Regions from separate parts of the Homo sapiens genome. Here region 1 is linked to region 2. Evidence: chromatin contacts called from ENCODE Hi-C or POLR2A ChIA-PET data. All regions are on one chromosome and are shown on one strand. The core of a region is the stretch at or near the end of the contact, and the rest is flanking DNA. Distances in the headings are between cores, read along the strand shown.

Evidence for each region. Hi-C counts contacts between places; a loop is a spot of excess contacts on that map. ChIA-PET counts read pairs that join two places held with the same protein, here RNA polymerase II (POLR2A). Pooled maps may share reads with other maps.
Region 1: a loop to region 2 is called in a map of breast epithelium, with 2.2 times the contacts of the local background. The contact joins two enhancer-like sites. A Hi-C loop is called at or near these places in 14 of 168 maps with a recorded cell type or tissue (CD4-positive, alpha-beta T cell, CD4-positive, alpha-beta memory T cell, CD8-positive, alpha-beta T cell and 9 more), 5 of 37 single-sample maps with no recorded cell type and 19 of 50 pooled maps. POLR2A ChIA-PET finds 5 or more read pairs at or near these places in 7 of 52 experiments (A673, HepG2, K562 and 4 more).

What each region holds. Positions count from the first base shown.
Region 1 is chr1:24,616,707-24,622,618 of GRCh38, reverse strand. No RefSeq gene overlaps it. Among named protein-coding and RNA genes, the nearest start is that of SRRM1, 24 kb to the left of the region's middle. Within about 2 kb of position 2,983, at least 2 of the 41 ENCODE cell types and tissues checked have a DNase peak (open chromatin) inside an H3K27ac peak, as active enhancers do; they include breast epithelium, where a contact is called at or near this core.
Region 2 is chr1:24,571,901-24,577,712 of GRCh38, reverse strand. All of the region lies in intron 1 of NCMAP (non-compact myelin associated protein), which reads right to left. Among named protein-coding and RNA genes, the nearest start is that of NCMAP, 19 kb to the right of the region's middle. Within about 2 kb of position 1,317, at least 3 of the 41 ENCODE cell types and tissues checked have a DNase peak (open chromatin) inside an H3K27ac peak, as active enhancers do; they include breast epithelium, where a contact is called at or near this core.

The DNA.
Region 1 (5,912 bases), core at 1,734-4,233, 43 kb before region 2:
ATAGTGAGATCTTTTAAAAAAATATGTTCAGTGAGGAAAATAAAAAAAAGAATATCCGGATCACATTTAAGTAAAATTCAGGGGAAGTTCTCTCTGATAAGGTTGACCTTTGAGCTGAGCAAAGCCTGCTTTTAGAGGAGGAGCAAGACTGTGGATTTGTGGAGGAAGAGAATTCCAGGCGAAGAGAACAGGAGGTGAAAGGTCCTGAGGTGGGAGTGTGTTTGGCATGTTCCAGGCTCCTCTGGGAGGTCAGCAAGTGGCTGCAGTGGAGCAGGGGAGAGAGCCATAGGAAGCGAGAGGGGTTGTGAGGGGCGAGATCCCCCAGGGCTTTGCCCACCCCACCCTCTCTTACTTCCTAGAGATGCTTAGGCTTTTGCTTGGAATGCAATGAAACTCCATTGGAGGCTTTTTAGCACAGAAATGAAATGATCTGGCTTATTTTTAGATCAGCATGGTTACTGTGTAGAGGCAATGCTAGAAGCTGAGAGAGCAGTAAATAGGCTGTTACATTGACCCAGGGCAGAGGTGATCATGACTTAGAATAGGGTGGTAGAAGAGATGGAAAGGGCAAAATAAACAAACAAAAAAGAGCTTCAAAATGTCTTTAAGACCTAAGGATAGGGTGTATATATATATATATATATATATATATTTTTTTTTTTTTTTTTGAGTTGGAGTCTTGCTCTGTCACCCAGGCTGGAGTGCAGTGGCATGATCTCGGCTCACTGCAACCTCTGCCTCCCACGCTCAAGCAATTCTCCTGCCTCAGGCTCCAGAGAAGCTGGAATTACAGGCACATGCCATCACGCCTAGTTCATTTTTGCATTTTTAGTAGCGATGGGGTTTTGCCATATTGGCCAGGCTAGTCTCGAACTCATGACCTCAACTGATCCACCTGCCTCAGCCTCCCCAAAGTGCTGGGATTACAGGTGTGAGCCATCACACTCAGCCAAGATATTTTTTTAAAAGTGCCAACCATAACAGAAAAAATTGAAAACCTGACATTAAGTTAAACACATTTGTTCATCAGTAGATACCACAGAGGGTACAAAGACAAGTTGCAAACTGGAAGAAGATATTTAATTTAAAAACAGAGCAGACAACTACTAATGGGTGGGTGTGAGAGAATGAGAGGAATCAAGGGTGTTGCTGAGGATTTTGGCCTGAGAATCTGGAAGAATGGAGCTGCTTGTTACTGAGTAAGAAAGACTAGGGGAGGAGTAGATTTAGCTGAAAAAAACAAGAGTTTGGTTTTGAGATGTTTGAGATGCCTATTAGATATCTCAGCGAGCCTGGGAAACACGGTGAAACCCCATCCTAAAAAAGATTCAAATATTAGCTGGCTATGGTGGCGCAAGCCTGTAGTCCCAGCTGCTCAGGAGGCTGAGGTGGGAGGATCGCTTGAACCCAGGTGATCGAAGCTGCAGTGAGCAGAGATTGTGTCACTGAACTACAGCCTGAGTGACAGAGTGAGACCCTGTCTCAACAAACAAACAAACGAAAGAAAAAGAAAAAAAGATATTCAAGTGGAGCTACCAAGTTGTGTGTTGGCCATTCATGCCTAGGATTCAGGAGAGAGATTTGATGCTACACATTTAGGAGCTGCAGCATATAGATGGTATTTAAGTCATGAGGTCAGATGAGGGTACCAAGGGAGTGAGCATAAGTAGTCTGGAAGTCTGACGGCAAACTCAGGCTCTCCATTATTTACAAGCAGAGAAAATGATGAGGAGCCTGCAGAAGAGATTGAAAAGGAACGGCCACTGCATTCGAAAGAGAACCAAGAGAAGGCAGCGTTGCAGAGGCCAAACAAGAAGATAATTCCAGAAGGAGGAAGTCATAGGCTATGGCCAATTTGGCTAAGTAAGTAGATAGATGAGGGTGGAGGACTGAGTAGATTTGGCAAGGACAACTTAGTGCAACGAGGGATGAAAGCCTGATGGGAGAGGGCTCTAGAAAGACATGGAAGAGAAATGGATGTAGCAGTAGAGACAGCACTTTCGAACAGGTTTGCTGTCCAGGAAAGCGGAGAGGTCGAGCAGTGCTTTGAAGGGGCCTGTGTTGTCAACGGAGGGTTCTTGTTTGTTTTTAATCTGAGACATAATAAAGAAATTAGAGGAGGATGTCTATAGTGGGGAAGAAAAGTAGAAGTGAGGCTGGGCGTGGTGGCTCACACCTGTAATCCCAGCACTTTGGGAGGCCGAGGCGGGTGGGTCACCTGAGGTCAGGAGTTCGAGACCAGCCTGGCCAACATGGTGAGACCCCATCTCTACTGAAAATACAAAACGATTCATCGGGCGTGGTGGGGGGGGCACCTGTAATTCCAGCTACTGGGGAGGCTGAGGCAGGAGAATCACCTGAACCCAGCAGGAAGAGGTTATAGTGAGCCAAGATTGCACCACTGCACTCCAGCCTGGGTGACAAGAATGAAACTCCATCTCAAAAAAAAAAAAAAAAGTAGGAGTGGAAATTCAGGATGAAGTAGAAAAAAATTATAAAACAGGAGGGGCTCTACATGGTCAAAGATGACAGTGTGCCATGAATTGGAGAGAATGGTAGAACCATCTCATCTGGGGACCGAGAAACAAACAAAATGAAATAAACATCACCCTCTTATCCCCTTTTTTTCTAAGTGGAGCAAACTGTCCAATTCACAGATCCTTCAATTTGAGGTTGTAATTATGCATATATGAATTTTTAAAAATCCCTTTTACTCCCATGGGCCTTCCAGGGCAAGAACTGGAAAGCTGGAAAGAATGAATAAGTTGGTTGTTATATTTCTCTGAGATCAATTAAGCCACTGCAGCATTCTGTAAGACCATGGGGGCCCAGGTAAAATGTATTCAAGAGATTGAATTTCAGCCAGCGAGGGACCCTCCCTGATAATAGCTGAGCTGAAGTCAGACAAAGAGGGTTTCATATCGCCAGCGACCTGAAGGTCAGTCTTGTTTCTACCTGCTTCTCCCAAATGTGGACAGTCTGGCAACGGCCGGGATGGTAGTATCTGCTGAACCACAGGAGTTTGCTTCTTTGCCAGGAAATTTTCTGTGAAGGGAATGGGTGTCCTGGGACAAAGGGCTACAGTACTGAGACAATGCCCCTGCTGTGTGCCCCCATCCAGTGGGCCTGAGATGATTCCTGGGGACATTTTTGTTGGGTTACTCCACACCCACAAATAGCTACTTAAAAAAAGAAAAAGAACAAAACTTAACACTTAGTGGGCTATTTGGAAAAGGCATTTTAAAACTAACAGATACACAGATGCGCCTGTTACTTCTTGCAATAGGCTCTAAATTGTTCTCCCAGCCTCCAGTCTCTCCCACACCAATCCATTCTGCACATTGTAGCAGAATTAATCTCCTTAAAGCACAGATCTGATCTTGCCACTTCTCCACTCAAGCATTTTCAGTGTCTCTCCACTGCCTTCAAAATAGCCAAGGAATGAAGATCTGTCAGCCTCTTTTCTCTTCCCAGCCCATCTCCCGCTATCTCCTTTGGGCTTCTGCGAAACCGAAGCTTTTCTCTCCTGCAGAGCGCTTTTTTTTTTTTTGAGATGGAGTTTCGCTCCTGTTGCCCAGGCTGGAGTGCAGTGGCACGATCTTGGCTCACTGCAACCTCCACCTCCCAGTTTCAAGCGATTCTCCTGCCTCAGCCTCCTGAGTAGCTGGGATTACAGGTGCCTGCCACCACGCCTGGCTACTTTCTGTATTTTTAGTAGAGATGGGGTTTCACCATGTTGGCCAGGCTGGTCTTGAACTCCTGACCTCAGGTGATCCACCCACCTCGGCCTCCCAAAGTGCTGAGATTACAGGCGTGAGCGACCACACCTGACCCAGAGCTCTCTTCTTTATTTCTCTTCTTTTCCCACTTCCCTTCACTCACTCCTACTCCATCTGTTTTTTTTTTTAAGACGGAGTTTCACTCTTATTGCCCAGGCTGGAGTGCAATGGCGCAATCTTGGCTCACTGTAACCTCTGCCTCCCAGGTTCAAGCAATTCTCCTGCTTCAGCCTCCCAAGTAGCTGGGATTACAGGCTTCTCCACCATGTTTGGCTAATTTTGTATTTTTTAGTAAAGACGGGATTTCACCGTGTTGGTCAGGCTGGTCTTGAACTCCTGACCTCAGGTGTTCCTCCTGCCTCAGCCTCCCAATGTGCTGGGATTACAGGTGTGAGCCACCGTGCCTGGCCCTACTCTATCTGTTTTGTTTTGTTTCTTTGAGACAGGGCCTCATTCCGTTGCCCAGGCTAGAGTACAGAGGTGTAATCGTAGTTCACTACAGCATCAACCTCCCAGGCTCAAGTGACCCTCCTGCCCCAGCCTCCCAAGTAGCTGAGACTACAGGCATGCACCACCGTGTCAGCTTTTTTTTTTTTTTTTTTTTTTTTTTTTTTTTTTTTTTTTTGCTAGAGACAAGGTCTTCCTAAGTTGCCCAGGCTGGTCGTGGACTCTTGGTGTCAGGCAAATCCTCCTGCCTTGGCCTCCCACAATGCTGGGATTACAGGCATGAGCCACTGCCTCTGGCCCCTACTCAATCTTTTACTCTTAGTTTATATGTTATTTATTCTGGGGAGCCCTTCCTGATTCCCACTCCCAATCTATGAACCTCCAGACTGAGCTAGGTGCTTCAGCAAGAGGTGTATATAACACCTTGAACTTCCCCTATTGCAAAAGAAATTGTTCTATATTGTGGTTGTTTGTTTAATTGTCTGTCTTCTCTGGTAGAGGATGATATGGTTTGCTGTGTCCCTACCCAAATCTCATCTTGAACTGTAGCTCCCATAATTCCCATGTGTTGTGGGAGAGATCCAGTGGGAGGTAATTGAATTATGGGCACTGGTTTTTCCCATTCTGTTCTCATGATAGTGAATAAGTCTCATGAGATCTGATGGTTTTATAGAGGAGAGTTCCCCTGCACACACTCTCTTGCCTGCTGCCATGTAAGACATGACTTTGTTTCTCATTCTCCTTCCACCAGGATTGTGAGGCCTCCCCAGCCATGTGGAACTGTGAGTCAATTAAATCTCTTTCCTTTATAAATTACCCAGTCTCAGGTATGTCTTTATTAGCAGTGTGAGAACAGACTTAATACAGGGGATAAGTTGTGAGGACCACAGGTAAGTCAGGGACCATGTTTATCTTGCTCATCGTATTAACTCCAATGACTGGTATGCGCTTATAAAAGTAAGCAAGAAAGATGCTGGCCACAGCGGCACCCCTGTAGTCCCAGCTACTCAGGCAGGAGGATTGCTTGAGCTCAGGAGTTTGAAGGCATCATAGCAAGATCCCATTTCTTAAAAAAAAAAAAATAATAATAAGAAAGGAGGAACAAATGAACTGAATGTTTTTCCTTGACTTCAAAGTTTTACTCTTGCCTTTATTTATCCCACCTGACCTCTCTTTGCCACAATTCCTATCAATAAAATTTCTACAGAAACTACACATATACAGTCACTCAATTCATGATAAGGTGATGCTATAGTAACACAGGAAAAGAATAATCTTCTTGACAAATGATTCTTAGTTAATCAGATATCTATATGGAAGAAAGGAATATTGACCCCACCTCCCACACATGGCAAAATCAATTTCAGACACATCACATATCCAGATACAAAAAGTAAAACAATGTGACTTTTAAAAGAAAACATAGAAGAAAAATCTTTAGGTAGGCAATGATTTCTTAAGCAGAATACAAAGAGCACTAATTATAAAGGAAAACATTGATAACATTTAGATTAAAAATGTATTTTCCCTAAAAGAAACCATTAAGAGATATAAAAAGGCAGACACCGAATAGAAAAATAATAGAGAAAAAAAATCAACAAAACCAAAAATTGGATTCTTGTAACAATCAAGAAAATTGACAAAGCTTTAGCTCAATTGAACAAAGAAAAAAGGAGAAAAGATTCA
Region 2 (5,812 bases), core at 68-2,567:
TATCTATGCCATGAACAGGGCAACTGAAAACTTCTGAGAAAAAAAATTGGGGATGGGAGTGCAGGAAAAAATTCAACTCCAAATGAGTGCCAGCAATCTCTTTGGAACCAAGTGTGTTGACTTCCAGAACCAAGGCCAGGCCGGGCATGGTGGTTCAAGCCTGTAATCCCTGCACTTTGGGAGGCCGAAGTGGGAGGATCACTTGAGGCCAGGAGCTGGAGGCCAGCCTGGGCAACGTAGTGAGAACCCATCTCTACAAACGAAAAACAAACAAAAAAACCAAAAAAAAAAAAAAAAAAAAAAAAAAAAAACAAGGCCAGTGCCTTCTTAGAAACTCCAAAAATCTGAATTTATCCCTAATGGATCTTTCAGTGGTCTCGCTTTTGTTTCTCTGTCTCTTCCTCTGCCTTATCCAAGGGCTTGGCTAACCACAAAGTGTTTGTTATTAATGAGTTAAGGATGACAATTCTCTGGGAGTATCTGCATTTTAATATGAAATTCTAGGAAATCTAGTGCTCTATAATTTTAGCATGTGACATCCTTTTTATTTTTTATTTTTATTTTTATTTTTTTTGAGACGGAGTCTCACTCTGTCGCCCAGGCCTGGAGTGCAGTGGCGCAATCTTGGCTCACTGGAACCTCTACCTCCTGGATTCATGTGATGCTTCTTCCTCAGCCTCACGAGGAGCTGGGATCACAGGCATGCACCACCACGCCCAGCTAATTTTTTTGTGTGTGTGTGCTTTTAGTAGAGACAGGATTTCGTCATGTTAGCCAGGCTGGTCTTGAACTCCTGACCTCAGGTGATCCACCTGCCTCAGCCTCCCAAAGTGCTGGGATTACAGGTGTGAGCCACTGTGTCCTGTGTAACATCCTTTCTTTGAGTCCCAAGGTCTTGGTCTATGGGGCTCACTACCTCACCTACTTAACACGGCCATCTTGAAAACTCCAACAGAGAGGCCTGAGATGGGGGGCAAGAACCCTGGGCTGGAGTTAGGAATCCTGGGTTCTAGTCTCACCCCTGTTACTTACTTTCTGTGTGACCTGGGGCAGGCCACTTGTTCTGTCTGGACTGCAGTTTGCCCTCCTGCAAACTGAACAGCTGGGGACCAGGGACCTCCCTCTCTGGCCCCTTCCTCCTTGTGACTCTTCCAGCCTCTCACTTGGTTCAGGACACCCTCCCCGAGGCTTGTTTGCCTCCACACCCTCCATTCCAGAAGGAACACCCCTCCCCTTTCCTGCCAAGCCTGGGCCTGGCAGCCGCTGGACTCCAGAGAGGACAGGAGTTGGGGAAACAATCCCAGCCGTTCAAGCTGCCCACGGTGTGAGCTGGCCAGTGGCCAGTCACAATAGGCCCAAAGATACAGAGGGGCGTTTGTCTGGGGGACCTGCGGTGTCATTTAAACCTACACTCTCGTCTTGGCCTGCCGCCTGTCTTTTCTTCCCACCCTCTCAAGCAGCAGTGCCAGCCCCCAGCTTTGTCAGGAGGTGGGATGTGGATGCCGCACAGACCTAAGTGGCCTTTCTGTGGCTGGGAAACTGGACCAAGAAAGGCAGGTCGGGGGACAGGCAGGGGAGCCATCTGTGCAGGGTGGCAGTGGTGAGGGTGGAGGATGGGGACAGCGAGGGAGGGCAGGAGAAGCTCTGGACGGGGCAATGCGGCTGTGCAGAGAGGATCAGGATGAGGGAGCTAGTTCTGACTCCTTCACTAACTAGCCAAGTTACTGTGGGCAAGGCGCTTTCTTCTCCTCTCCAGGACTTAGTTTCCTCATTTTTTTTTTTTTTTTTTTTTTTTTTGAGAGTGCAATGGTGCGATCTCGGCTCATTGCAACCTCCGCCTCCTGGGTTCAAGCAATTCTCCTGCCTTAGCCTCCCAAGTAGCTGGAATTACAGGCACATGCCACCACGCCCGGCTAATTTTGTATTTTTAGCAGAGACGGGGTTTCACCATGCTGGTCAGGCTGGTCTCAAACTCCTGACCTCAGGTGATCCAGCCGCCTCGGCCTCTCAAAGTACTGGGATTACAGGCATGAGCCACCACGCCCGGGCAGTTTTCTCAGTTTTAAAACGGGGCAATTGCTCCTAATCTGTGAGGACTGGGTTAAATACAGTGATGAGCTTGCAAATGCCAAGTGTGGCTTGGCGAAGACAAGGGTTTGGGCTCAGATGGACCTAGGTTCAGATTCTGCCTCTGTCACCTTTAAAATCACTGTTGTAGACAAATTATTCACCCTCCAGGAGCCTCATTTCCTCATCTGGATTGTAAGGATCAAATAAGAGCTGACAGAAAGCACCCTGCCCAATAAACCTGTCTGAACGAATGAAGACTCAGTCGGGTGCATTATGACTTCTGTGGGGCTCTCCCAGCGTAATACATTTTCGTGGGCTCTAAAAATTTTATTTTTTTTCCAACCCGAGGGAAAAAAACTGAAACTTTTTTGCTGCTCTAAAAGTTCTTTCCCCTGCTTGATTTTAAAGAAATTAAAACATCTTTTTTTATCTGAGACAAAGTCTCACTCTGTCGCCCAGGCTGGAGTGCAGTGGCACGATCTCGGGTCACTGCAACCTCCGCCTCCCAGAAATTAAAACATCTTAATGGGCCCTTAAAAGTATTATGGGCCTTGGCCAGGTGTGGTGGCTTATGCTTGTAATCCCAGCACTTTGGGAGGCCAAGGCTGGCGGATCACCTGAGGTCAGGAGTTCAAGACCAGCCTGGCCAACATGTTGAAACCGCATCTCTACAAACAAAAATTAGCCAGGCATGATGGTGGTGCCTGTAATCCCAGCTACTTGGGAGGCTGAGGCGGGAGAATTGCTTGAACCCGGGAGGCAGTGGGTGCAGTGAGCCGAGATCATGCCATTGCACTCCAGACTGGGCGACAGTGTGAGACTCCGTCTCAAAAAAAAAAAAAAAAAAAGTATTGCGGGCCTTGTCTACTGTGCCTCGTGCTCCTGGTACTGCTGGTTCAGGGTTCTCTCAGAGCTGACCTGTCCTGGACACCGTCTCCAGTGTCTACTGGGCCCCTGATGTTGTCTCTGAAGAATCTGCTGTGGAGCTCAGAGTCCTGGGACATGGTATATGTCGGAGTTCTCCAGAGAGACAGGATCAATGTGTTATACAGATACAGAAGAGGGGACTTACTAAGGGAATGGGCTTATGCAATCGTGGAGGCTGCGAAGTCCGGTGACAGGCTATCTGCAAGCTGAAGACCTTGGGACATCAGGAGCGTGGCTCAGTCCAAGCCCGAAGGCCTCAGCACCAGGGACACTGATGATATAACTCTCAGTCCCGTTGGCCGGGCGCGGTGGCTCATGCCTGTAATCCCAGCACTTTGCGAGGCCGAGGTGGGCAGATAACTTGAGGTCAGGAGTTTGAGACCAGCCTGGCCAACATGGTGAAACCCCGTCTCTACTAAAAGTACAAAAATTAGCTGGGCATGGTGGCACGCACCTGTAATTCCAGCTACTCAGCAGTCTGAGGCAGGAGAATCACTTCAACCCAGGAAGCAGAGGTTGCAGTGAGCCAAGATTCCACTGCACTCCAGCCTGGGCAACAGAGCAAGACTCCGTCTAAAAAAAAAAAACCCCTCTCAGTCCCAGACTGAAGGCTTAAGCACCTGGGGGCCGCTGTGTGGGTCCTGGAGTCCAAGGGCCAGGGGGCCTGGAGTTCTGCTGTCCAACACAGGAGATGAGCGTATCCCAGCTCCAGGAGCTAGACTGACATATTCCCCCTTTTTTCTGTTTTTTTTTTTTTTTTTTTGTCCTCTCTGGGTCCCCAGCAGAGTGCATGGTGCCGCCCACACTGGGAGCGGATCTTCCCCGTCTAGTCCACTCAGACTCGCTCGCTAATCTCCTCTGGAAACACCATCACAGACACACCCCAAAATAATGCTTTACTAGGTTTCTAGGTTTCTTTTCTAATTTTAATTATATTTTTTCTGGAGATGGGGTTTTACTATGTTGCCCAGGCTGGTCTCGAACTCCTGGGCTCAAGAGAGCCTCCTGCTTCGGCCTTCCAAAGTTCTGGGATTATAGGTGTGAGCCGCTGCACCTGGCCGGTTTCTAGGTTTCTCAGTCCAGTCAAGTTTTTGTTTTTGTTTTTGTTTTTGTTTCTTTTTTGTAGGGGGGACAGAGTCTTGCTATGTCACTCATGCTGGAGTGCAATGGTGCGATCTTAGCTCACTGCAACCTCTGCCTCCCAGGTTCAAGTGAGTCTCCTGCCTCAGCCTCCTGAGTAGCTGGGATTACAGGCACACACTGCCACGCCTGACTGATTTCTGTATTTTTAGTAGAGACAGGGTTTCGCCATGTTGGCCAGGTTGGTCTTGAACTCCTGACCTCGTGATCCACGACCTTGGCCTCTCAAAGTGCTGGGATTACAGGAGTGAGCCACTGCGCCCAGCCCCAGTCAAACTGACACCTAAAATTAACCATCATAGACACTGATGCCTTGCCCACTACAGAGCTAAGCTCAGGGGTCTGTGTTTGAGCCGAACCACCTGGTTTCAACGTGATATGAGTCCTGTCCCTGAAGGCTGATGGGGCCTGGGAGAACCTCAGGTGTGAAGGCTGGGAGGACCCAGGTCTGCCCCATAGACAGGCGTGGAGGTGTGTGAGCAGGGCCTGGCTTTCCTAGACCTGGGGTGTAGAGGGTGGACACTTCCCACACAGTCATGGTTGCTCCTTCTGGGTGCCTTTTCCATGCCCACCACTGGGCATGGGCTTCATGTTCACAGTCCCATTGGATCCTTATCAAACTCCATTCTGCTTCACACCCAGGGTCACTGAGGCTCAGAGAGACTGAGTAAATCGTCCAAAATCACAGAGCTACTGGGGCAGGATTGGGATCCAGTTTTCTGCTTCCCAAACCAGGGCCTGGCAGCACCCATCCTGCCCGCTCCTTGACGTGCCAGAGGAAAAGTGGAAGAGACTTTTAGGACGTGCGGAACGTGCGAGGCAAGTGTGAGCTGGGGGTCCAGGAAATGCAAACATGAGCAGGAACGAGGTTTGGGGAAGGATGTGGTGGGTGTGCTGGGGTGCTGAGCTCTCCAGGGGGCCTGTGTACTCCTAGGAGGAGGGGGCTGAGCAGTGGGGAGGGGCGGTGAGTGTGTGAGCAAGTGTGCAAGCGAGTGTGCCTCTGTGGGCTGGTGTGTCCAGAGCCGGCCCTGGCACGGGGAGCTTGGCCAGGCGGGGCTAGCAGGTTCTTCACTTCCTCTCTGAGCTGCCCAGAACCATATCTGTTACCCACAAACCATAGCAGGTGCCGAGCTCAGCCCCAGCCTGCACCATTCAGTGACCACTGACTGCCTCGGGAAAGAGCAGGTCAGAGGCACAGGAAGGAAGGGTCTGATGGGGTTGGAGCCTCAGACCTGACATTTACCTTGGACGGGAGAGTCCTTCTTGGGGATACGGAGCCCATCTCTACCTCCAAGTCATATCCCAGTGGGGGAACGCCCTCAGTGTGATCCATCCACCCTAAGGTGGAGAGGATAGAAAAGCCCTCTCCCCTTAAAATCCATCAACTGTACAGCCACCCCAGAGAACTTTCTAGAAATACATCTGAGCATGCTCGCCGCTGCCCCAGCTTTGGATGGCTACTCATCAGCTAAGGTGAATGAAGTCCCAATCCTCAGCCAGGCTTTCACCACCCAGCAGCATCTAGATCTGTGCTGTCCAGCGTGGTGCCCCTGGCCACGCATGGCTATTTGAGCCTCGGAAATGTGGCTGCTGTGAGTTACAATGTATTTTAAGTGCAAAATGCCCATGGAATTACAAAGACTTAGGACAAAATAAAAGAATGTAAAACATCTCA